Regions from separate parts of the Mus musculus genome. Here region 1 is linked to region 2. The links are chromatin loops, found by intact Hi-C in ENCODE. Cell type or tissue: gastrocnemius. All regions are shown on one strand. Links, peaks and the distances in the headings refer to the core of each region. The heading gives the core; the rest is flanking DNA.

What was found. A loop is a pair of places that touch in the nucleus more often than their neighbours do. Peaks named below come from ENCODE experiments on the same cell type or tissue, not always from the same donor. Only the 100,000 strongest peaks of a DNase experiment are listed, where the experiment ranks them.
Region 1: a loop joins it to region 2, with 6 times the contacts of the local background. A loop is called at or near these places in 2 of 42 quality-filtered maps.

Annotation. Positions count from the first base shown.
Region 1 is chr10:107,488,342-107,500,034 of GRCm38, reverse strand. It overlaps Myf6 (myogenic factor 6), which reads left to right and starts at 5,312. Exons shown (of 3, transcript NM_008657.3): 1 at 5,312-5,849; 2 at 6,134-6,224; 3 at 6,563-7,187. The coding sequence starts at 5,331. The coding sequence ends at 6,681. It overlaps Gm36177 (a long non-coding RNA gene), which reads right to left and starts at 4,767. Exons shown (of 6, transcript XR_872011.1): 1 at 4,709-4,767. In gastrocnemius, for the core only: no CTCF peak of the experiment used is centred there; DNase peaks (open chromatin) are centred at 5,657, 6,074 and 6,580; H3K4me3 peaks cover 2,500 bases; H3K27ac peaks cover 2,500 bases.
Region 2 is chr10:107,560,793-107,572,485 of GRCm38, reverse strand. It overlaps Ptprq (protein tyrosine phosphatase, receptor type, Q), which reads left to right. Exons shown (of 45, transcript NM_001370987.1): 34 at 6,546-6,645; 35 at 9,223-9,351. All of the region lies in intron 1 of Gm36177 (a long non-coding RNA gene), which reads right to left. Among named protein-coding and RNA genes, the nearest start is that of Gm36177, 71 kb to the right of the region's middle. In gastrocnemius, for the core only: no CTCF peak of the experiment used is centred there; no DNase peak of the experiment used is centred there; H3K4me3 peaks cover 39 bases; H3K27ac peaks cover 1,827 bases.

The DNA of each region.
Region 1 (11,693 bases), core at 5,544-8,043, 74 kb after region 2:
TCTAGGTGCTACCCCATTTCTTTGCATAACTTTGGGAACATAGAGCATTGAATTTTTACATCTTTCCTTTCCGCTGCTTGGTTGAGGCCCTTCCCCCATGTCCCCAGAAGTGACTCAAATGTTCTCTCAGCGTAAGTGCAACGCTATTTTTACCATCGTGTTTGGGAATCTCTGAGCACACATTGCTGGCAGCTTAAGTAAGCTCCGGGTGCCCAGGATTCATGTTTCTCAGTGTCCACAAGTTTGAGGCAAGACTGCTTTCCGAGGCTTGCCTTATACTCATAGCCTGCTCTCTTCTCTTTCTTCACCAGGGTCACTCATCCAAGTATCTGCAGACTACTCTTACATTTTGTCCACTTTTCTGCTCTCTTCTACCCAACTTTCCTTTCCTTTCATTTCATCGCTAGCCCTGAGCTCTACCCTCTCAGCTAGTAGTTTCTTTTGATCCAGTTATATAATAATGTAGCCCCAAACCCAAGTGATCGCCCACAAGAACTTCGTTAACAAACTCTTCATCCATTCTCTCTGGTAGTCTCTTCTTTGAACTCCCTACATTCACAGCCATCCCAAAACACAGTTTTCCAAAAACCTCAACTTCTCTTCCCAGAAATATCAACTTCAAATTTAAAAACTCTGTCCCTAAATCACTCCTCTTCAGATGTCCTACTCTGAGACTCTTCACTGCTGCACACCCTGAAAGGATTGTATTCTCCTTCAGAGTTCTCAGCCATTCACTTTTGTGTGTTTTGGCCACTGTCACTATTCCCAGTAAATTGAAATTTACTACTTGCAATACTTTCGCTTTGATATCTTTAAAACAAACCTCAAAACCCATCTAAAAAGTGTTCTGTGCAAGGTTTTATTTGGTAAGGTAAGCATGATTAGTTCAAGTAAAGCCTCAAGAATTGGGACTAAAATTGATAGTTCCGGAGTAAGCAGTGTACGTTACACATGCAACATGAGTACGATATGATATTTAATGTCAAATACTAACACTAGACTTATGAGCTATGCATCCAGTATACCACTAAGTCTCTAAAAGGAAAACAAAACAAAACAACAACAACAACAACAACAACAACAACAAAAACGAAGGCTTGGAAGTCCTAAGAGTGTCTTGCTCCAAAGATTCTGATCCCTGCCAACACGATACTCGACTTTCTTAAAGGCACATAGTTAAAATCTGCTGCTTACCACATTATCCCGAGACCTTTTCCTCCTTCTCCTTTTCTTAGACAAGAATTAGACACATTCTAATGCATTTGAAAATAATCTTGAATGGCAAATGATAGGATAAACTATTAGAAACATTCTACCAATTACCTAGTAGAAGTTTTTATGATGAATGAACTCAGGTTTTTTTTTTGTTTGTTTTGTTTTTTTGGTTTTTTTTTTTTTTGAGGTGGTTGCTAATAACATATATTCTTATTACTATTTATGTGCTCCAATTTTTTAAAAAAGACATAGTTTAGCTATTTAAAGTGGGATACTTTGAATTTACACCAACCTATCTAGTTGCTAAAATCTGTATCTCCCTCATGTTCATGGAGAAGTAATATAATCGCAATTACAAGCCTCTCACATTTTGTAAAGAGTTTGAGTTCTGAACACTACTTAGTTGTTTGGAATGGGTGCATATTTTCCCACTAAGCTAATCTGAAGGGACAGTTGTTGCTCATGCTAGGATTTTCTTTTCTTATGTCCCCTTTCTAGTCTACAACTTCCAAAACAACAAACAAATGAACAAACAAATATTAGTGAATAAAGTACGAAGTGAAAGTAGAAATCTCTTTATGTCCAGGAGAACACTGATACTATTTGACTGTACAGCAAACGTTTCCTAACATGGTGGGAAGACGGTTTTACAATTTAGTAGAGAATAATTCAGTAAGAAAAGTCTTAGTTTGCACCCATTCACCGGCTTCCTGAATCTTTTCTATTTATAACTTAGAAACTTTTCCCCCTATATTTATACTGACTGTTTAAAAAAAAGAAAAAAGAAAAAAAAAACAAAGAAGAAAGTGAGAGCTTCCTCAGTCTTTTGGAGGCTTGTGAAACATCCAGTTCACACATCTTAGAGGTAGCGGATTCTATAAATGCCTTTACCTCGGTGAGGCCTTCTGCAGACCAAGCTTTGAAATTCCTTACCTGGGACTCTATCTAGTTTTCGTCCTGTTTTTCTACTAATTCCTGTAATTCCTGGTACTTTATATGCCATGCTATATTTTTATTTTGAGAGCAAATGTGTGATGTGATGTATTTTGGTCTAAATCTACATTCTATAATATTCTAATAAAGTTTAAACTGGCCTCCTAAACATTCAACATTTCTTCATGTTGAAAACTCTTAATGTCTTCTACTGTGTGCATTTGGGTGCATGTATATGTAGGATAAAGCCAACTTCTGATACTTTATTTCTTCATTCCCCTCCTTTGTTTGTTTGTTTTGTGAGACAAAACCCCACTCTTGATACTAGAGACCACTGATGTCTTCCCTTTTCCTGCTTCCACTGGCGGGTCACCAATCCTCACAGAACCTCTTGTCTCCATCTTCTTCAGTGCCAGGTTTACCTACAGGAATGTACCACCCTGCTCAGCATTTTACATAGAACTCAAGTCTTCATTTCACACAAGGGGCAGTTTCCCCTCTGACCTGTCTCTAGACCCTTCTACCTGGCTCTCTAGACCCTTCTAGACTCATTGTTTTCTATGGTCCCCAGTTAATGCGGTTGCATACCAGGCCTTCTTGTCCCTTTGTCAAAGTAATTAACTTTCTGGATTTAAATTGCACAAGAAGACATAAAATTATTAGAGTTATGAGAAGAGGGCTCAGGACACTTTTAATTCAGTGCCTGCTGGTCAAGCTTTTCACTTATCCTACTCAATATTGCTGCATTTTAAAAGTGATTTCACAATTTTTAAAGTTGTAATTTTTTTATAACAAACCAAAAATACAGCCATTTTTTTTCTGCCCTTATACAAACCTAAGGAGAGGCTATGAGAAATTTAGATGTTATGTATGGACAAATGTCTTTCAGGTTCCCCTCCCTTTACCCTCCCGCCACCCCCCCAACACACTCCAATTCCAGCCCCCCCCCCCTTTTTGCCTTCTTTCTTCTGCTTCCATCCCTTTGTCAAACTAATTAATTATTCTGGATATAAATCCCCTAAGAAGAGATAAAATTATCAGAATTATGAGAAGACAGAGCAGGAGACCATTTTAATTATTTGAGTAACAATGCTATATGATTCCTTTCTTCAAAGGTTAACTTTTCAAATTGTTTTCTATGTATGAGACAGCATAACATGTAGCTAATAACAGAAGTTCATGCTCTATAAGAAAAGCTAGATTGGACTCTGAGTTGCCGAAGCATTCAGTCTACAGCCTTAATCTTGGTGACCAGGCAGCTAGAGGAAATAACATAATAAGTATTGCATTCTTCTTCCTCTTTCTAGTGCTTTCTACCACCCCAGAGTGTAATGATGACTCTCTGTCTTGATAAGGAACTCACAGCTACACAAGAACAAATACACAAAACTGGCCCAAACAGCTTATAGTTAACACTCAAAGATGAGCTCTCAATGGAGGTTGAGAAGAACTAAATAAAGTGTCTTGGGTTAAAATTTTAACTTATTCCTAAATGATATGAAAGTGATTTTTGCACGGATTTTACTGTTTTAATAATTTAGTTTAGTTTTTCAAAAAGGAAGCCAGAGGGAACACAACCCAACCAATGCTTGAGGTAGAATAAGTTCTTATACTTTCCATTCACTTTTTGGGGTATCTACTAAAAAGTGAGACTTTTATCTCCAAAGCTGCTTACTGGTAGTGGAAGTACTCTCTCCAGAATTCTCAAGAAGGATTGAAAATCAAAGAAAGAGGAACAAACATTTAGGGGAGGAGAGAATAGCCAGAGAGAGGGGGCAACACCAGCTGTAGTTTATTTGCCTTGAAATGCTTAGTCCCAACATTTTTATGTTATATTATGGTTTATGTTAAACATTAGTGAACTAATGTTTACTGCATGGCTACATGCACATGAGTCATGTGCGATAATATTTTATTGAACGCTTACCCAAACTCTGTAAGACAACCACTATCATCTTGAAGTATTTCAAAGAGTACTTATCTATAGACACAGAAATAGAAGTCAACACAGCTAGGACTGAAAGAGAGTTCTTTGAAATCTGAGAGCTCTCTATACTTCATTTTTTGCATTAGGAACGACATGCTAATGTGTTGGACTATGGGCACTATACAATAAAAAAACATTTGTTTCATCACATGTGCCTTATCTTCTTACTTTCTCATCTGAATCCTAAGCAACCAACTTTGGTGGAGTCAATGGATAGCGAGAATGTGAATAAAACTTGGTACAGAACCTTTTGTTATTTCAAGATACATTTGAACTATCAATCAACTGCTGTGTTTCTTGTTTTTAACCGCAACTATTTTAGGGTTTTATTCCATGTTTATTTTCCTTCTGTGTCTCAGTCCTCCCTTTATATGCTATTGCTCCAACTGGAAAAGGAAGCAGAATTCATATTTTAATTGCACTATCTAAAATAACAGGTAGCCAAGGAAGGTCACTGTGAAAGAATCCTGAGTCACTTCATACAATAGCATGGGATGTGAGCACCCTTCACCCACTCCCCAACTCCCACCTCATCTTACAGATGTAGTAAAAGAGAGGAAAGAGATTATTTACCTGCTTCTATTGAAGCTGAGGCCTGAAAGTCATATGTAACCTTTGAAGGACTGGTAATGGTTTTAATCACAGGGATAGCATCTTTTTGACAGGCAGAACAGAGTAAGGAGCCGAACCTCACTGGAAATATTAATGAGGCTATTTTGGAGCAATGGCTATTGCCTATGAAATCTCTCATCATGAGTCTATACTTAGAATTCAGTTGAACTCTGGAGGGAGGGGAGCAGAGCAGTGTTAATCCCCAGTTGTTTTTGAAGTTGCCTGGTTAGCAGGTTAGTGTCGGAACTGTCCAAAATGGAAGCACCGAATGCTTTCGGCACTGTGACTATCTGTGTGTATTTTTGTTTTTAACCTGTTTGTCTTATGGACGGTCACATTCACTCTCAGAGGTGATATTTCTCCGTTTTCTTTCAAACTAGATGTTCTAGGGAGCGCTCGCTGTAATCACTTTGGGAGACTGATGCTCCATGACAGCTAGAAGTTGGATTGAGTTTCAGTAGCTACTATATATAAAGCTGGGTCGACTTATGTCACCGCACTAATTAAATGCCATCTGGGTGGCTCCTCTGGGTTTTTGAGTCCATCACCCAGATCAGATCAGTCAGAGGCCAAGGAGGAGAACATGATGATGGACCTTTTTGAAACTGGCTCCTATTTCTTCTACTTAGATGGAGAAAATGTGACTCTTCAGCCATTAGAAGTGGCAGAGGGCTCTCCTTTGTATCCAGGGAGTGATGGTACCCTATCCCCTTGCCAGGACCAAATGCCCCAGGAAGCCGGGAGCGACAGCAGTGGAGAGGAACACGTTCTGGCTCCCCCAGGCCTGCAGCCTCCCCACTGCCCTGGCCAGTGTCTGATCTGGGCTTGCAAGACTTGCAAGAGAAAATCTGCCCCCACAGATCGTCGGAAAGCAGCTACCCTGCGCGAAAGGAGGAGACTAAAGAAAATCAACGAAGCCTTTGAGGCCCTGAAGCGTCGGACTGTGGCCAACCCCAACCAGAGACTGCCCAAGGTGGAGATTCTGCGGAGTGCCATCAGCTACATTGAGCGTCTACAGGACCTGCTGCACCGGCTGGATCAGCAAGAGAAGATGCAGGAGCTGGGCGTGGACCCCTACAGCTACAAACCCAAGCAAGAAATTGTAAGCCCATATGCGACCAGGGCAGGGAAATGTAAAAGGCCTATTAAAAGTCTTCCTGAGACTGTATCCTCCACCTGCTTGGTGCCTACCCCCTTTCTTGCCCGCCCCTAGCCTCTCTAATGAACCTCCAGTGACCCTAGAAGATAGAGCCCCTGTCCTAAGCAGGAAATGCAGTCTGGCCCAAGAAAGCAGGGGAGACACCCCCAAGCCTCCACCTCCCACCCCTCCTCTCCCCCCTGCGTATTTGTTTCTTTTCTAATCTGCTGCTTTGGTTTTCCTTCCAGCTTGAGGGTGCGGATTTCCTGCGCACCTGCAGCCCCCAGTGGCCAAGTGTTTCGGATCATTCCAGGGGCCTCGTGATAACTGCTAAGGAAGGTAACTTAAAAGAAAGGGCACTGGGCTGTACTGGAAGCATCTAGGCTCAGCACAGCACAGCACAGCACAGCACAGCACAGCACAGCACAGCACAGCACAGCACAGCACAGCACAGCACAGCACAGCACAGCACAGCACAGCACAGCACAGCACAGCATAGCACAGGAGTGCTCTGGCTGAGCACAAAGAGCTCAAAGCTAGCAACAGCCAAATCCGGGCGCTTTTTTTTTTTTTTTTTTCTCTCAGGGATGCAATCCTCCTGCGTGGCCTTGGTAGCCTTCTGTGGGGCACACAGAGGAATGCTACAGGCGCGGTTTGTGTTTGTTCTCTGTGCGCAGGAGGAGCAAACGTGGATGCCTCAGCCTCCAGCAGTCTTCAGCGCCTTTCTTCCATCGTGGACAGTATTTCTTCAGAGGAACGCAAACTCCCCAGCGTGGAGGAGGTGGTGGAGAAGTAACTCAGCCAGCATTTGGAACATTCTTCACCCAGCAGGAAGACCCCCCTTTCCACCTAATCATTTAGATTAGGGCTCACAGATGCCAGCTTTTATGAAAGGCGAGAGATTTAGTATTTAAAAAGAAACTTCTCACCACCTCAAGTGAAAGTCCTTCGCCTTGGGGCTTTTATTATGATACTTATTATTATATCGGAACGGCTAGTAGCTTAGCTCTAGAACCCTGATTTTGTTTTTAGTTTGGTTGGTTTTAATAACATATTAACTTTTACTATGATCACGTGACCCTTTTTTGTCAGTTGCAAACGAAGTTCATTCCTGTCTAAATCAAAGAGAGAACGTTTAATCCTAATAGTATATAATGTACTTTTTGTAAATAGTCTTAGAACTTTCGTTTCTATGTAAACCTAAAGAATATATTTTAAACGTGGATTTAACATTGTATATAAAATGTGTGAAGATCCTGATATTGTAATATTAAAATATTAATACGTTTCTACATGTACAAAGGTGGCCTTAATTTGATTTAACTGTAAAGACTATAAGGACGTGTACAAAAACGAATAGCCATATTTTAACTTAGATACCACATGTGACCACTTATTTGGGCCTCTTCTTTCAGCCTAATTTGTAGGGAGGAAAATGAATTTGGGAGCCGTAATTACAATTAAACTGGGCACTTTAATATTCCATGTAGACTCCTCACTTCTCGTTAGTAGAAGGGAGTATCCAGAAAATGTCTCTTCTCTCCTTTCTGTGGCTTTTCCCCTCTCTTTCTTTGTTTCTTTCTTTGTTTCTTTCTTTGTTTCTTTCTTTCTTTCTTTCTTTCTTTCTTTCTTTCTTTCTTTCTATCCCCCACACTGTTCTATGGTTTGTGATCAGGGTGGGATTTCCTTCCTCTGAAATTTAATTATAAATATACGAAAATCTTTCAAATCTCCCCAAAAGAATTCTTTGTTCATTTCCCTAAAATATATCCAATTAATTGGCCCCATTTATTTATTTTTCGCTCCTTGGTGTTCCAGACTGTTTCCTAGTGTAGATCTAAAGTAGCCAGGACCTACCTGATAGCCGTTTTTCTTGAACTAGACTAGCCCCCAGCAGACTGGAATATCTTCAAGTGCTCTTTGGTTTGAGTTTATTTTCCAAACAGAAAGATAAAAGGGAAGTGCAATCTGTCTCTTGGAGAAGAGTGAACATCCTTGAAAGTGTGTGTGCGGGGGGGGGGGGGGGACTGCTTCAATAGATAGAAGGGTTAAATGCTTGGTAGCAAAAGACAACAACAACACACATGAAACCTCTTAACTGGACCAAACAGCAAAGCCCCAGAGAGAGCCGGAAGCCCCAGGAGCTCTACTCGGTGAAGATTTTACAACGTGTGCCGCTTCTGTTTTTCCTGTAACCTCAGGGGGAAAAAACGACCACCAAGAAACACAGTGGGGAAGAAAGCAGAGCAAAGCACGCCAGGTCTGCTAACCCCTGCCTTCCATCTACCTTTCTGTGACCAGTACTCTCGCTTACCACCCCAGAAAGAACTCCACTGTCTCTCTGTAGCTCTCATGTAAAAGTCAAAGGGAACCAAACATTTGCCAGCCGGGATCCATGTCCTAACCCTCCCTGTGTTGAGTAACGCACAAGTTCCAGAGAGCACCACAGACACTGCACTCTGCAGACAGGCAGCTCTATTTTGCCACCCTTTAAAAACTTTTCTTGGAGCTAGGACATGTTGAGAATCCCTTATCCAAAATGTATAGGTGTTGGAAATATTTCCAAATCCAAGGTTTTCCCGAGTTTGGGATATTTGTGTAAATGTTGAGGTTCAATCTCTCTAATCCAGAAATCCAACCAATACCTAAAACTTTCTGAGCATGAATTGTCAGTGGGAGTGGCGGTGGACGGTAGAAAGGGTGGGTTGGGTGGGTCTTGGAGAATTTTAGAGTTGCTGTACTGTGATTGTGACTGCCTTACCTGTAACTAACTTATTTTCTGATCATATGAAAAGGTCAGAGTGTTTGGTTAAGAATACAGGTATTAACATATAATTCCTTTTTAAAATGTTTGAGAGACACAGGTGGCTGTGTGGCCTAGGAAACTGCCTGAGTCTCTGTGAGGCCTCTTTACCTAACTAAATCTAGACTATACAGCCTGAGCCAATCCCTCTCCCGGTGAGTCCTGATTTCTTGTTTATAAGACAACGGGAGTGAGGCCCTTTCTCAAGGGCCTGTGACAATTCACAGATAGCCCATGAAGACACAAACTGACACTAAGATCAATTCTTTTTATTTTATATTATTAGCAAATCCCAATTGACCATCAACAGGCATGTCACCCCAAACTGTAGCTTCTTGTCCTTGCTGACTCCAGCCAGGAACAGTAATCATACTGAGCAAGAGGATAAGCCATTCTTAGTCTTGTATTAATGCAATCCAACTATAACCAGTGAGAACTACACTTTTTTACTTGGCCATAAGTCAACTATACCCTCAGCTACTTACTATGCATCCAGAAAGATACAAACATCTATGGTCCATAGAATTATTTGGCTCTCATGGACAATCGTTCCTGCAAACCTCTTTCTCCAAGTGCAGTGAACTAGTAAACTCCAGATTACAGCCTGACTTTGAAAACGAAATGCCAGAGCATTCCCTAGTCAAATTACCCAACCAAAATATACGTAACTCAGTCTGGGTGGTCTCCATCTTTACTAACCGTACACATTCTATATCTCTGAATATTTTGTCATCCAAAGGATTTGCCCTAAAATGTACTTCTGTACCGTTATTTTTAAAGACCAGATTCTGTGTGCAATTGATATGTCACAACTCATCAAGTAAATATATTCATCTTAGATTATTTATAAGAAGACTTATAGTTGAACTACTTTGTATCAGAATGCTTTTGTCAACTCCTGGTCTTTCCTTGTTGATGGATTTTATTCAGTCTTTGCAAATCAAATCTTCTTAGCTGGGTAACTTGAGAAATTGTTTGGAGTGAGGTTGCCTATGAAAGACTCTTCATTAAATAGAGAAAATATTTTCCAAAGAGTTCATATGACCTTTGGTGATATAGCTGACATGTTAGGATTTCCAATGAAATCCTTGGTGTGTTTGTGATTTGAACTGTTTTTGTTTGATATTAATGATGATAATCTTTAACCAAGGTCAAAGCCAAAATAAACAAGACTATGGAAGCAGAAAATTAAGATATAATAACTTATTAAAGATAAGGACTTTGGGATTGAACTTAGATCTCCTTTTAGAGATTCATATAATGTCACATATTAAATAATGAGTGGTTTTCTGCTATGCTATTACTGAAATAATTCATAGATATCAAATATCAATAAGCCTTCTAAAGCTAACTTTCATCACCATAGCAGGACCACAGACATTGGGAAAATTTGCTTTTATCAAGTGATCTCAATTCTCTGTCAACTTTTTAAGAGCAACATTTTAAGAGAGAGAGAGAGAGAGAGAGAGAGAGAGAGAGAGAGAGAGAGAGAGAGAGAGAGAGAGTAGGACAGAAATTCAGGGACTCTTAACAACTCTTAGGAGGGCAGGAAAAATCAGGAAGATGACAGTCACACAGTCACTTTTAAAATTATAAAGACATCCCTCTACCATTTATATTCTTCCTTTGGAAACATTTAACTGCTTTTTTTCATTTGGTTCTCATATCACCACATAGAGATTCCAAAAGCACTTAATTTTAAACATTATATTAATTTCATTGTCTGATCATGAGTAAACACTTACACCATGATATTTCTGTCCACAGAAGCCACCAGTTACTTCCACACACTAATGAAATACTTTCAAAGATGATCCTTGGTCCTGGTGGGTTCTGTCTGCAGAAAGAAAGTGTTTTGCAAACCTAACTCTGAGTCATTCTGTAGGATGAGAGGTCCCTACAAAGGTAGGGTGGAAGACACAGGCTACTTCTCTCCTCCTCTCCAGGCTGCTAAATGTCCTTACATAGTCCTTTGATCTCTCTTGGGAGTCTTCGGATTCTAGAGGAGGCCAATGTCTTCCTCAGCTGTCTGGTCCACAAATTCTTCTCACTGCTCTGGCAGGTACTAATGTGTTTACATAGGTGTGCCCAGCTTCCAGAGCTGATAACAATTTAAAATTGTTTAGCACATTGGGATATCCTCTACAACACAGAGAAGCAGAGTTCTGCAGGTAGGGGCAGAAGTGAAGAGAAAGGATTCCACTGTGTATTCGAATATGCGAATATGCGTGTGAGCCTTTCTCATCTCAAGAGCCAGTTTACTTCCCTTTTTCCAGTCTACCTCAGGTTTTTTACCCCCCCCCCACCCCTCTCGTTTTTTTAGCTGTGGCAATGGCTTAAAACTTGTCTCATTTTTTATTCTTGTGGTCTGAGACCCGATTTTCAGCACTTGCGTCCCAAAGGGCCCTCCACACGGACCCCTTCAGCCGTGCTCATTAAGCGGCCCGCGCTTGTGTTTTCCCTGCGTCTTTAGTTCCACTCAGCCTGCTGCTCTCTGGTAAATTTGTTTTGAGATCACCTTACCAAAGACAGCCCTAACCTCTGAGCACTCCTGCTACTGACAAGGGGCCCCCTGAGTGACAGCAGCTTCCCAGTGCAAGAGCCCAGAGAAAAGACACCAGTTTGTAAGCTTTTCTGTTTGGTGAGTCAAGGAAGCCCTCATCCCACCCCTGAACACTGAGTATGAAGCAAGCAGGATCACTTCCAGGGGCTCCGAGCCATTTCTAAAAACAGGGAGATTACTTCAAATCCTGTGTGGACAAGGGTAAATTACTCAGCCCTAGCGTTAAAGTTTACCTAAAACAAACAAACAAACAAACAAACAAAATGGAATCCTTTCAAGTACCAAGTTACTCTGTGAAGATGGTGAGGAACAATAAATCAACCGTGCAGGGCAGATTCGAGGCAGTAGCTATTAGGTACACACAACAGTAAGAGGCTGACTGGGAAACAGTCGGAAGGTCACTCGGCAGCATGGAACTGCTTCCACTTCCACCTTAAGGACC
Region 2 (11,693 bases), core at 3,974-6,473:
AGGAAAATGATGTCTTCAATATTCTTTGAAAAGATTATTTCTTCCACTGTTCACATCTGGCTATAAGCCTGGTTAAAGTGTTGGTTCCTTGATGATATTCTAAGTAAAAAGGTATTTGGTGCTTTAAATATATATATGTCTCATATGTTATAATATAATTAACATAGTTAATGTATATAATAAATACAATACAAGGTCTTCATAACAGAGAAATCATCTGATAATTTTCACTAGAAAAATTTTCAAAACTACTTTTTTCTCTCTCCTCTCCTCTCCTTTCCTTTCCTTTCCTTTCCTTTCCTTTCCTTTCCTTTCCTTTCCTTTCCTTTCCTTTCTTTTCTTTTCTTTTCTTTTCTTCTACTCTCTTCAGCTTTTCAGTCACATCCTTACGATGTTGACACAATGTCAGTCATGCCAGGAATGGGAGACACTAGGTTGAGTGATAATTTTTACTCCAAATTACAAATGAGGGAACCCAGACCCACACTGTTTAAATCATTGTTTAGCTAGGATGCCAACATTTTAGCCCACGATTCTATAACTACTGTGCTACAAAAGAAGGTTTAAGACCTGGATTTTAATCTTATCTCTGTGATAGGAATAATAATTTAATTCCTATAAGTATGTATTCCTTTTAGAAACTTAAAAATATATTATTTTAAAGCTTTTTTGAAACCTTAAATAAAATGATGTGTAAAGATTCAAACTTTTAATGCTTATATTGTTCAATGTTTAATGACTTTTAAAGTTTTAGATTTATTTATTTTATGGGTAGGAGTGGTGTGTGTGTGTGTGTGTGTGTGTGTGTGTGTGTGTGTGTGTGTATCATATGCATCTTTGGTGACCACAGAGGTCAGAAGAGGGTATCAGGCTCCATGGAACTGGAGTTACAGATGATTGTGACCATTATGGGAGTACTCAGAACCAATCTTGGGTTCTCTGCAATAAAAAGTGCTCTTCACCACCGAATCATGTCTCTAGCCCCCAATAGCTTCTTTTGATGGGTTATAATCAAAGACTTTAGAGGGATTTTTACTTTATTGACTTCCTACAGTTTCACTCAAAGAATCACAGATTTTTTTAAAAAATTATTTGTGGTAGGGATTCAAAACTTCTAAGCTACCTAACAAAACACTAAGGTGGGTACATCTCTGGAATATTACTTGAACATGTACGAAGTTAATGTAGGGCACTGATCTTGGTGATCCATCAGTACATCATGAGCTACAGCATAATTCAGTGAGAACTGTAGGGACAGAGCAGTGGATTTTCCCACCACTTTCAGAGGGTCTCATCAGACTGTGGAGGTATTAGCTGGGTAAAGAACCAGCCGCTGTCATGTCTACATAGGAAAAAAATACATACTTAAGAATAGAGTCCAAAGGTGTGTTACATACAGGTTTGTTTGAATAACAAATCTCTTATGTTAAAGCATTGACCTAAAATAATTGTCTTGGCTAATTGTACCCAATAAATGTAATTTTGAGACAGGCTGATTTGACTTGTGGTTTTGTAATTGTGAAATATTTCCTCATTTAACTGCTGATAGCAAAATATGTGTTCTGTTGTCAGCAAGATGATCAGAATTTGTCAGCAATTCCTGCCGTTAAGTAGTGCTTGTTCTGGTATATTTCCTAATGGAAGATAAAAGACAGAAAGAACTCAAGTACCTTCAGGAGATAATATTTTATAGAGAAGAGCGGGGAGGAGAAATGGTTGCTGTCTGGGTGTCATGTACCTAGCCTGTTACTAGACAGATGGGTTTGTGTAGATTATCAATTGAAGACCAGGCTCAATCATTTGAGTGAGAGGGAAAGTTAGGACATCAGAGTGACAAGATGAGAACTGCCCTAAGAAGGGAGATAGTCAGAAACCAGGAGCCACATAGTCTGAGAACGTGGCTACTCACACTTTTCCAGAGCGAGCATCATCTAGAACACAGTTTCAAGGTACTTTTCAACAATGGCTTTCTTTTAATTCCCTCTATTTACAACCAAGCGAGGGAGCTGTAAGCACCACTTTCAGAAACCCATACTGATTTTTTTGTCTACTGGAGACATGACAGCTACCACCAAATCCTCCAGACACTAACGGCTACATGCTCTGTAGATGGAGGAGGCCTGTGGCATGTGAATGGTGTGGAATGAAAGAAGGTCAGGCTGCCATAAAGGCCACAGAAGAAGGGGCCAGCCGGACATAGGCTGAACAAAGCAAACAGAGAACCAATGGGCTGCTAATAAACGAAGAGGCTTCCATGGTCCTATTAACTAAATTCTCAAAGTGCAATGTGATATTCCTATATCAGTGATGTAAAGACAGCCTTTGGGGACTCTCTCTTAGACTAACCTTTTAGGGGCTTCCTCCTGATGCGCAGTGGTTTTATAATTGGCGTTTGCCCCATAATGTTTAAGTATCTATTAAAATAGGGACAGATGAAAGAGAAGATATTAGTAGAGGCCATGGAATGAAATAAAGTACTCTTGGCAAAAGAGCATGGCAAAGATGATAAAGTAGAAGGACTCAAAAAAGAAATAATATTGATTGTTTCAGTAATGAGAAGAGGCCCACAGATGGAACTCATCACTGTGCAACTTGGGGCAAACGAAGAGACATGTACTCGCAATAATGCCTTTGTGTAACCAGATAATGACAAAGGGAGACTGAGTCATTTTTTGTCTCAGTGATGCCATGCATCAGGACAGATGACATCATCGCAGCACACTAGTGGAACTCAACACTGTTGACAAGCCTGCCGAAGGCATATGCGTGAATGCAATCCTGGGCTTCAGTGGAATGAGGGCATAGTCCCATCCAGTTTATCCAATCATGGTGCTTTGGCAGTTCATGCTGGTAGCAGTTGGACCCTTCATGGGTTAGCATATAGGATTTAAAGGAGCAAGATAAAGTGCATCTTGTACCAACTAACTAGAAGTGGTTATAATTTAGTGAAAAGCTGACCTTGAAGAGGATCTTTATGGCCTGCACTGGTAAATGGGAAACGACGTATGTCACTTTAATTACAGTTATTTGATTTTTGTTTTTACTTTAGATTGAACATTAGCACCACCACCCCCATTCTCATGGGGGGCATGAGCTTTCAGGCCTTTTAAGCCTTCCTAAGACACACGAGTTCGTGGACACTGCTTGTAGACTGTATTTTGGGGGGGAGGTTTAATTGCAGAAGGTTTCTGTAACTTGAAAACCAGACGTCCCTGTCTGTACCTTTCAGAGGCCTTGTTAAAGCAGTTACCTTTCAGAGGCCTTGTTAAAGCAGTGTAAGATGAGATGCCAAACTGCACAGCAAAGGCAATCTCTGATGGTTTTATTTTTGTTGTAACACTTCTCATTTAATTACTATGGAAAGAATGTCCCCATTGTAATCAGGCTGAGAAAGAGAAAAGGGAAGTGATGGATGTAGGTGTGTGTGTGTGTGTGTGTGTATGTGTGTGTGTGTGTGTGTGTGTGTGTGAAAGAGAGAGGAGGGAGGGACCAGGGACAGGGAGAAGGACAGGGACAGGAAAGGGGAGAGGAGGAGGGAGAAGGAGAGGGAGAGAGAATATGTGTTACTATGACTTATCACATTCTTCCAAGATAGTGGTGAAGTAAAGGGGACGTTTATCTAGTTAGTAAGACAGTATTAATATGGGGTGAACCCCACAAACTGTACCGTCAGACTGAAATATTTCAGATGCTTTTAGTATGTGCTGAATTTAGATAACCTCGATAGCTGTGAAAATGCCCAGCGTATTTAATTTCTAAAAATCCTATTTCTACAGTGACAGTGCTAAAACGTACTTCATAAATCAACTGGGAGATTAGTTCGGATTAGGAAACGAGTGTACGAATATGAAATGATTACTAACAAAGACACCTGTCACTGCCACACAAATTCAAAACTGGGAGGTAGCTTTAGAAATGAAGCCCTGTGTCCATTTCATAGCTTGCATTCCTACAGGTAATACTAACTCATCAGTGAGAAACCTAGTGCAGTGGGTTTTACGCAGTGAAGACATGGCAGGATCAGCTTTCAGATCCAGGCAGCATGACTCTGGGCGGTGTCCTGTTAACCACTGTCCTACACTATTGGAAAACATCACTATGTCCTGAAGCTGCCTCCAATTTCAATGTGGTTGGATGCCTCTACTTGTGGCCCTGGGCCACCTTCTCTTCTGAATGTTTAAAGTTATTTCTAGCTTTTCTCTCTTCTTACCATCTTGTCTTGAGTTTTAAGGTCACCATCTCATTAATAAACATGTTGTGGAGGTATGTTTTGACACTGGCTTTTAATTATTTTAACAATGAATAAATCCTCCCCCATCCCTTTCTCATAGTCTAGTAAGCACTGTTTATCTCCTGGAGGGAAATGGTCTTGTAGATCATTTCAAGACATGCTTATTTTTAAATGAAATGGCTGACCATTAGGGCAGTACCTATTTTGAGCTTTATAATAATGCCACTGTATGTACATTTAAATTAATGTTGGCAAAATAAGTCTGAGTGTAATAGCTTACTGTCCCAGCCTGGCTGCCTGAATGTGATTCACAACTCATACTCAAAGGAAAGGGCCAAATCCCAGAAGTTGTTCTACTTCCACTAGCTTGCCTTCACATACTCGTGTGTACACACACACACACACACACACACACACACACACACACACATATACACACACACATACACATACTCACATACACATACACACCAAGGCACTTTAAAAATAATAATGTAATAAAGTTAACTTTCAGTTAACTCCTCATACTGTTTTTTAATATCCCAAAAGACTAGTAGTTTAATAAGAAACAAAGGACATATATTAGCTCTAGGAGCTTAGACAGAATAATTCCAGTCAGAAGGTAATAGTTGGGAAAAATGAGTGCTTTTTATTGTACTTTTCTAAATTACAGTACTGGAATATACCAGACAAACAAGATACTGTAATTAGCAGACAGTAAGTCTAGTGAAGAAGTGGCCTGTGAGTATCATGAGGGAAGTCATGTAAAAGAATGTCACTTTGTATGACAGAGTTTGGAGAAATGACCTCACTCATGAACAGAAGTGATTCAGAAAGCATACCCGACTATCATGGTACACTGTGTCCCCTCCTGAGGGCACTTTTGCAATACATGCACTCACAGGATGACATGTTGTTTATTAATATATTATATGTCATTTCCTCACTTGGGTCAGTGCTTTGAAATGGTAATCTAGTCTGAAATTTCACTTTGTGGTCTAGGAAAACTGAGTTCTAAGGCTGTGTCTCACTATCACCTGATCAACAAGATTCCTCTTCTGTCTTCCTTTGGCAAGAATATTACATGTATCATCTTAAAATTATAAACCAAAACACTGATATTTTAGGAAATAAGAAGGTGTACTTAGTATCCAATGGGATACTTGGTCTTCTAGCATCCTTTAAATGAAGCTGGGTATACTAAAGACTGTGAAACTCTGATGACTATTTAAAACTCAGTATTCACTCAGCTAGACCATGAAAATCAATAGCTGCAGAAACCTGATAACATTGTATAATCAACAATCTAGCAGAAAAAGATAAAGCTTTAATCTTTGCCTATATTTCAGACATAGAACTGAGACTATTTATAGTCACATGAGTTAAAATTTTCCCCAAATAACGTCTATGAGTGTGAACTTTTCTATATGAGTTAAAGAGACAAATGCATTTATTTTACAATAATTCATTCAGAGATGGTTGAGCAATCCCTTGCAAGATATGAGATGATCAGGGGCCATAGAAAAGGTTTAGTGGCTTAAAAAGTGCCTTGCTACACTGTAGAGGAGAAGAGCTAAGTGCCTAGCACTCATATAAGGCTGTCATTCCATTCCAACTATACTTGGAACTTAGTTTGTTCTTTAAACATTTTGTTCTTTTCTCACATTGAAATTCTTGCATCTATAAGAGATTGTGGTTTCACTTAGTAAAGATCATCTGTATATACATAATATATATTTATGCATAATATATTAAGGCTAGTACCAATGGGCAGTAACCTAGCAAAGAGAGATTCAAAATGTGACTCTAAGGTTTCTGTTTGACCAGCACAACTAGAGTAATGGAGTTTTCCTCAACTGAGAGTAGGAATCAGTAGAAAATAGAAAATATCACATTTTGGACATACACATTTTAAATTATACCCATAATTCCAAGTAAAAAAATATCTGGCAGGTAATTACACAGAGAAGACTGAAGTTTACTAGTAAAAATAAAATAAGTTATTTATCATATAAAATCATTTATCATATAAAATAAGTCATTTATCATATAAGTGGAAACTTAAAGGACAAGGCTGAATGAGCTCAGAGGGGAATAAAGTTTATATGGGGAAAACGTAAGGACCGAACACCCAAACTAAAAGGAAGAGGAAAGGAAGGAGGAAGAGGAGGAGGAGTGGGAACAGGAGAAGGAGGCAAATTTAATTTGTTATGCTGGGTCTCTTAGGTGATATGCCAAGACATAGTGTCTGTGGTTTGAGATGCAAGATGGAACCCCAGGGCCCTGTTAGTGATCATGTTTCACTCATTCTCAGGTGAAGGACTTTCAGAAAGAACCGTGGAGATCATACTGTCAGTCACTTTGTGTATCCTCTCAATCATCCTCCTTGGAACAGCTATTTTTGCATTTGCAAGGTAAGAGATGTCCCAGAATGCTCTGGGTGCTTTACATCTCTCATAGACCAATCAAGAAACAGCAACACAGTTACAACAGTGGGAAATGCTTTTGTTTTGTTTTTCTTCAATTTGTGGAATACTCCAACCTATCTAGAATACATACTCTGATGTTTCACAGTATACATACATTCGGAATTGAACTGATCTAGCCTTAAAGAAGTCAATCCTGATATTTTGATAGGAAAAGTTTTGATATAAATGCTGAGGAGAACAGGAATAAAGGAGAACTTAAAGGGATCAGAGCCAAGGATGCATCCAAGTAACCAGTATCATTAGATTAGAAAGAGGAGACAGTAAGAGAGCTAAGAGCCAAGGAAATCTCCCAACATAGTCATGGAATGGCTATTACAGGCACATACAACCTCTCACTGTCAAGCGAGGCATGACAGAGAGAAAGCCACTGTTTGCAGAAGTCACCCATCCTTATTGGAGGGTAGGAGGTTACATTTGCTTGTAGATACATCTCATTTATACAGAATGGTTTGGGAAGATTGGGATTTTGTGTAATTTTTGGCTAAGGAAATGGGCAGAGAGGCAATAAGAACTCCTTAGGTGTGTTGCTGGAGGACCCACATGTAATATTAGAGTGTCAGTACCAGTCAGATATGTGGATGCACTCCTTTAATCTGGAGGGAGAAGCGGGTGGATCTCCATGAGTTCAAGGCCTACCTGATCTACATAGTGAATTCTAGGTCAGACAGGGTTATAACATGAGACCCTGTCTAGGTAGGTAGGTAAGTAGATAGATAGATAGATAGATAGATAGATAGATAGATAGATAGATAGATAGATAGATAGATAGATAGATAGGTAGATAGATAGATAGATAGATAGATAGATAGATAGATAGATAGATAGATAGATAGATAGATAGATAGATTTAAACAAAACACTACCAGAGCCCAGAAAGACAGCAACTCCCTGATGTCACTCTACTATAGTGCTCCTATGGACAAAGCCTAGCATTCCAGTGGGTGACAAAGAAGAAATGAAATTAGGGACCATTCAGTTATCACAGAGGACAAATTTAGAGACAACAAAGTAAACCTACTCAGAGTCACTATAAATATATATTTTTTTTCTACTAGTTTTCTAAATAGCTCTAAGGCGATCCCTGTAGTTTAGACACCATGCTCCATCCTTTTTATCTTGAGTCTCTTAGGTCAGCCTTTGAGTGTATGATCTGAAAGTATCTCTTAGAAGACATCTTCCCTGTGTCCCATACTGTTTTCAGATTCTGCCAGAAGATAGCTGGAGAAAGTCACTATTCTAGACAATTAAAAAGAACTTACATTTTAGTAAGCGTTTTGGTAAATAATCAGAATGACCTCAGCGCAAAGCGGTGGCCTCTACCAACAGGAAAATGCAGAAAGAGTATTGTATGATATATGGGTCTTAGCAATCAGAAGTGCGCATGTTCAGTGTTCAAATCATTGTTTGCTCTAAGTGCACGTTTGACTTCTGGCATTTGTTTTCTGGTGAGCCCTGTAGGGAATGGAAGGGCTCTCCTTGTTCAGCACTGCCTCCCAGTCAGTATCTTTATCCAGCCAAAGGGGATCTGTTCTCAGGTGAATATCAAGCCTTATGATTTCTGACACCTTGCTTTGAATCAGTCTGTCTATATGTGCTCTCTCCCCATCTGGCTGCAGAGCACCTAAGTCAAAGTGGGCTTGCCCTCTGAATGCTAATAACTGTAATCCCTTAAAATGCTTCACCAAGGAATCAAGGACTGCCTCCTGAGTTTAGCTTCAATACTTTTCTGTGTTTTATATGCATTTTGGACATACTCAACTGTGTAGTATTTTGGAGGACGGCGTCACATTTTATGTTCTCAAAATCATGCTAGACATCGATGTTTATCATAGATAACACATGTAAAGTATTAATGATTGATGCAGAGCCAAAATAGTGCCTTGCTATATGTTATACTACACCTTGGAGAAGTGAGTAGATAGGGGCCTTAAATAAAAAAACTCATTGGGGCCAGGTTTAATAGCTCATTCCTTTAATCCCATTATTCTGGAGGCAGAGACAAGAGAGTTTCTATGAGTTCAAAGTCAGCCAGGTTTAACTAGAGAGTTCCAGACCAGCCAGAACTATAAAAGGAGCTGTCTTAATAATTAATAAAAAAATTGTTAGGTTTTCAGGATTGAATTAACCAATTTTGAACCGAACCCTGACTTTTCTGATCATAAATTAGAGATAGTATTTTATTCCTCCTATATCCATAAAAATTAAATAAGATAATTTAAAAAACCAATTTCCATATTTGTTACACGTAAAGTTTTCCATTATAAGAAACAATGACGCATTGATTTCGAACACCGATATTCATTTTCCTCAGCTATTTCCATTTCCTTTTTCCTTTTTGTGATTAAATGAGGAAGCAGCTAAAGGGAGTAGGGGCAGGTCACATCCAAGGAAAGAAATATTTGTCTGAATGGCTTTACTTTAACAAAAGAAAAGATGCCAACCCCATCTACCAGGCGCTTTCACGGTAGTGCCTGCACTCACTGTGCGGCTCTCTGGTTTCAGAATCAGACAGAAGCAGAAGGAAGGTGGTACGTACTCTCCTCGGGACGCAGAGATTATTGACACTAAATTCAAGCTGGATCAGCTCATCACGGTGGCAGACTTGGAGCTGAAGGACGAGAGATTAACGCGGTGAGCACACTCCCCTGAGCCAGCAGAGGTTCAGAGGGCCCGGAGCCATGACCCTCTTCTGACCCCATGCTTGTTGGAAGTGTTTGCGGGGCTCCAGTTTACACAGGTCACAGAGATCTTCTTTCAAAGGCTAACCTCCGTCTTCTACACACTTCTCGCTGCTCACACAGACTCCCTTAATCTTCCTAGCATTTTGGGTTCAGTATGAACCGAGCTCGGACTATGACACTCAAAGGAGACTTCTTTATTTTCCTGAGATGAATTAGTTTACCTCATTAAACCTTCAACATTTTGTTTCATAATTCTCATAGAATACTTTCTCCAACTTGTTTTTTTCGAAGTGTCCACAAATAGTTATTGGTTGTCTAATTTGATTATACTTCTACAAATTTGCTTTTGTTTTTATCATTTGTGAGAGTTTTGTTCACAGTTTCTTATTTCAGCATAAAATTACATAAATTTCAAAACTGTATAGGGGATTTACATGTTTAAACCTATTCAGACTTAAGAGACTATGCAAAATAAAAGCATATCACCTTTAGAAAGAGAACTATCAATGTGTGTGCTGAATTATATCAAAGTACCTAACTTTTTAAGTGCTTTTTAAACAATAAGTCTACACATTTTTTTTTAAATCTACACTGTTCACGGTACTAGCATATTTTAAAAACTTGTTTAATATAATTCCCCAAATTCTTAATAAAGGCTGTCATGTTGTTGTTGCAAGGTCCTGCCAAAACCCTGTTGACATTTTAAAAGTTGTAATTAATTTTTACAAGATGACATTAAAATCTTGAACATCAAACATAATTTGTGGTTACTACCTATCAAAGTTGGCCTTTACCTAATAGATCTGCGTTGTAAGCCTTATTGTTCACCTGTCTAGAAGATGTGCTGCCTAGGGAGGGTCTCCAAAACCCTAGGGAAATAAAAATTATTCAATATTAAATGTAAGGACATTTGCTTTGTGAGATAACTTCTTAACTTTTAGATATTGATTGTTGTTTATATTCTAATGTAATCTCTTTTCATTTACAAAGGATGAAACTTTAGAAGCTTATATGTAGAATTTTATAATATCTAGAACACAGTTGGGCTGTTTTTTCTTTATTTTACATAAGCAACACTGTATGTAAGAGAACAATAGATTCCCAAAACAGCCTCCACTGTAAAACCTATCAGGCGAACACTACAGCCTCAACATCTCAGTTCACCTCCTGGGCCTCTAGGGCTCATGCTCTAGAGAAGGCTTAGTGGTTAAGAGCTCTGACTGCTCTTCCAAAGGTCCTGAGTTCAACTTTCAGCAACCACATGTGCTGGCTCATGACCATCTTAATGGAATCTGATGCCCTCTTCTGGTGTGTCTGAAGACAGCTACAGTGTACTCATATAAATAAAATTAAATCTAAAAAGAGAAAGAAAGGGAGGGAGGGAGGGAGGGAGGGAGGGAGGGAGGGAGGGAGGGAGGGAAGGAGGGAGGGAGGGAAGGAAGGAAGGAAGGAAGGTAGGTCTTCTCTTCCCCTACAGACTACCTGAATTTCAGTGGTTGGCTCTTCCTTTCTGTATTCTTTTCTTTTGATCCTTTGTCTCTTCCACAAGGACAGGCCAGCCATACTCTTTCTCAATGTTTATGAGGGAATAGCAAATATCTCAGTGACATCAATTTGAACTGCTGGAAAAACGTAGTGGAATTCTTCTGCCTTCCTGATGTGAATTGCAAGACGTTCACAAGAATTCTTTATGACCATTTTTTTTTCATTTTGTTTTGTTTTGAAGCATCTTTGTTGACCCTCAAAAATCCGCAGTAAACAGATCTTTAGAAGTTAATACAGTAAATCAGAAAAAAAAATGTTAACCACAGAGAAAACATTACTGAGGTCACTTTACTGACCTTGAACCTCTGTGCTGATGATGCTTTCCTAAAAGGTGTCTTCTCAGACCATAACCATTTTCTTCTTTACATCCAACATACCCAGAAAACTATGGTTTTTCTTTTGACTTTTTATTCTGGGAATGACTATCTTGGCAGCTACAGAGAGGTTTTGAGTCATAGAAATTTGAGCCAAGTCTCTACCAGATCTGTATTACTGAGTACTTATAATTCAAGGGTGGCCATCTTTGGCTGTGACTTTTCACTGATTTTCCTGCTTCATGCCATTTTATCTATATATCACATTATCCATTAACACCTGTAAGAGCAAAATCATATTTCAGATATATTTTATTTCTATATCACAGAAAATCATTGTTCTAATAGTAATGGAATTAAAAATATTAATTTCCATTCTTTTTACTTTCCCATTTGTGTGTAAACTCTAGAGTTTATGTTATAAAATCTTCCC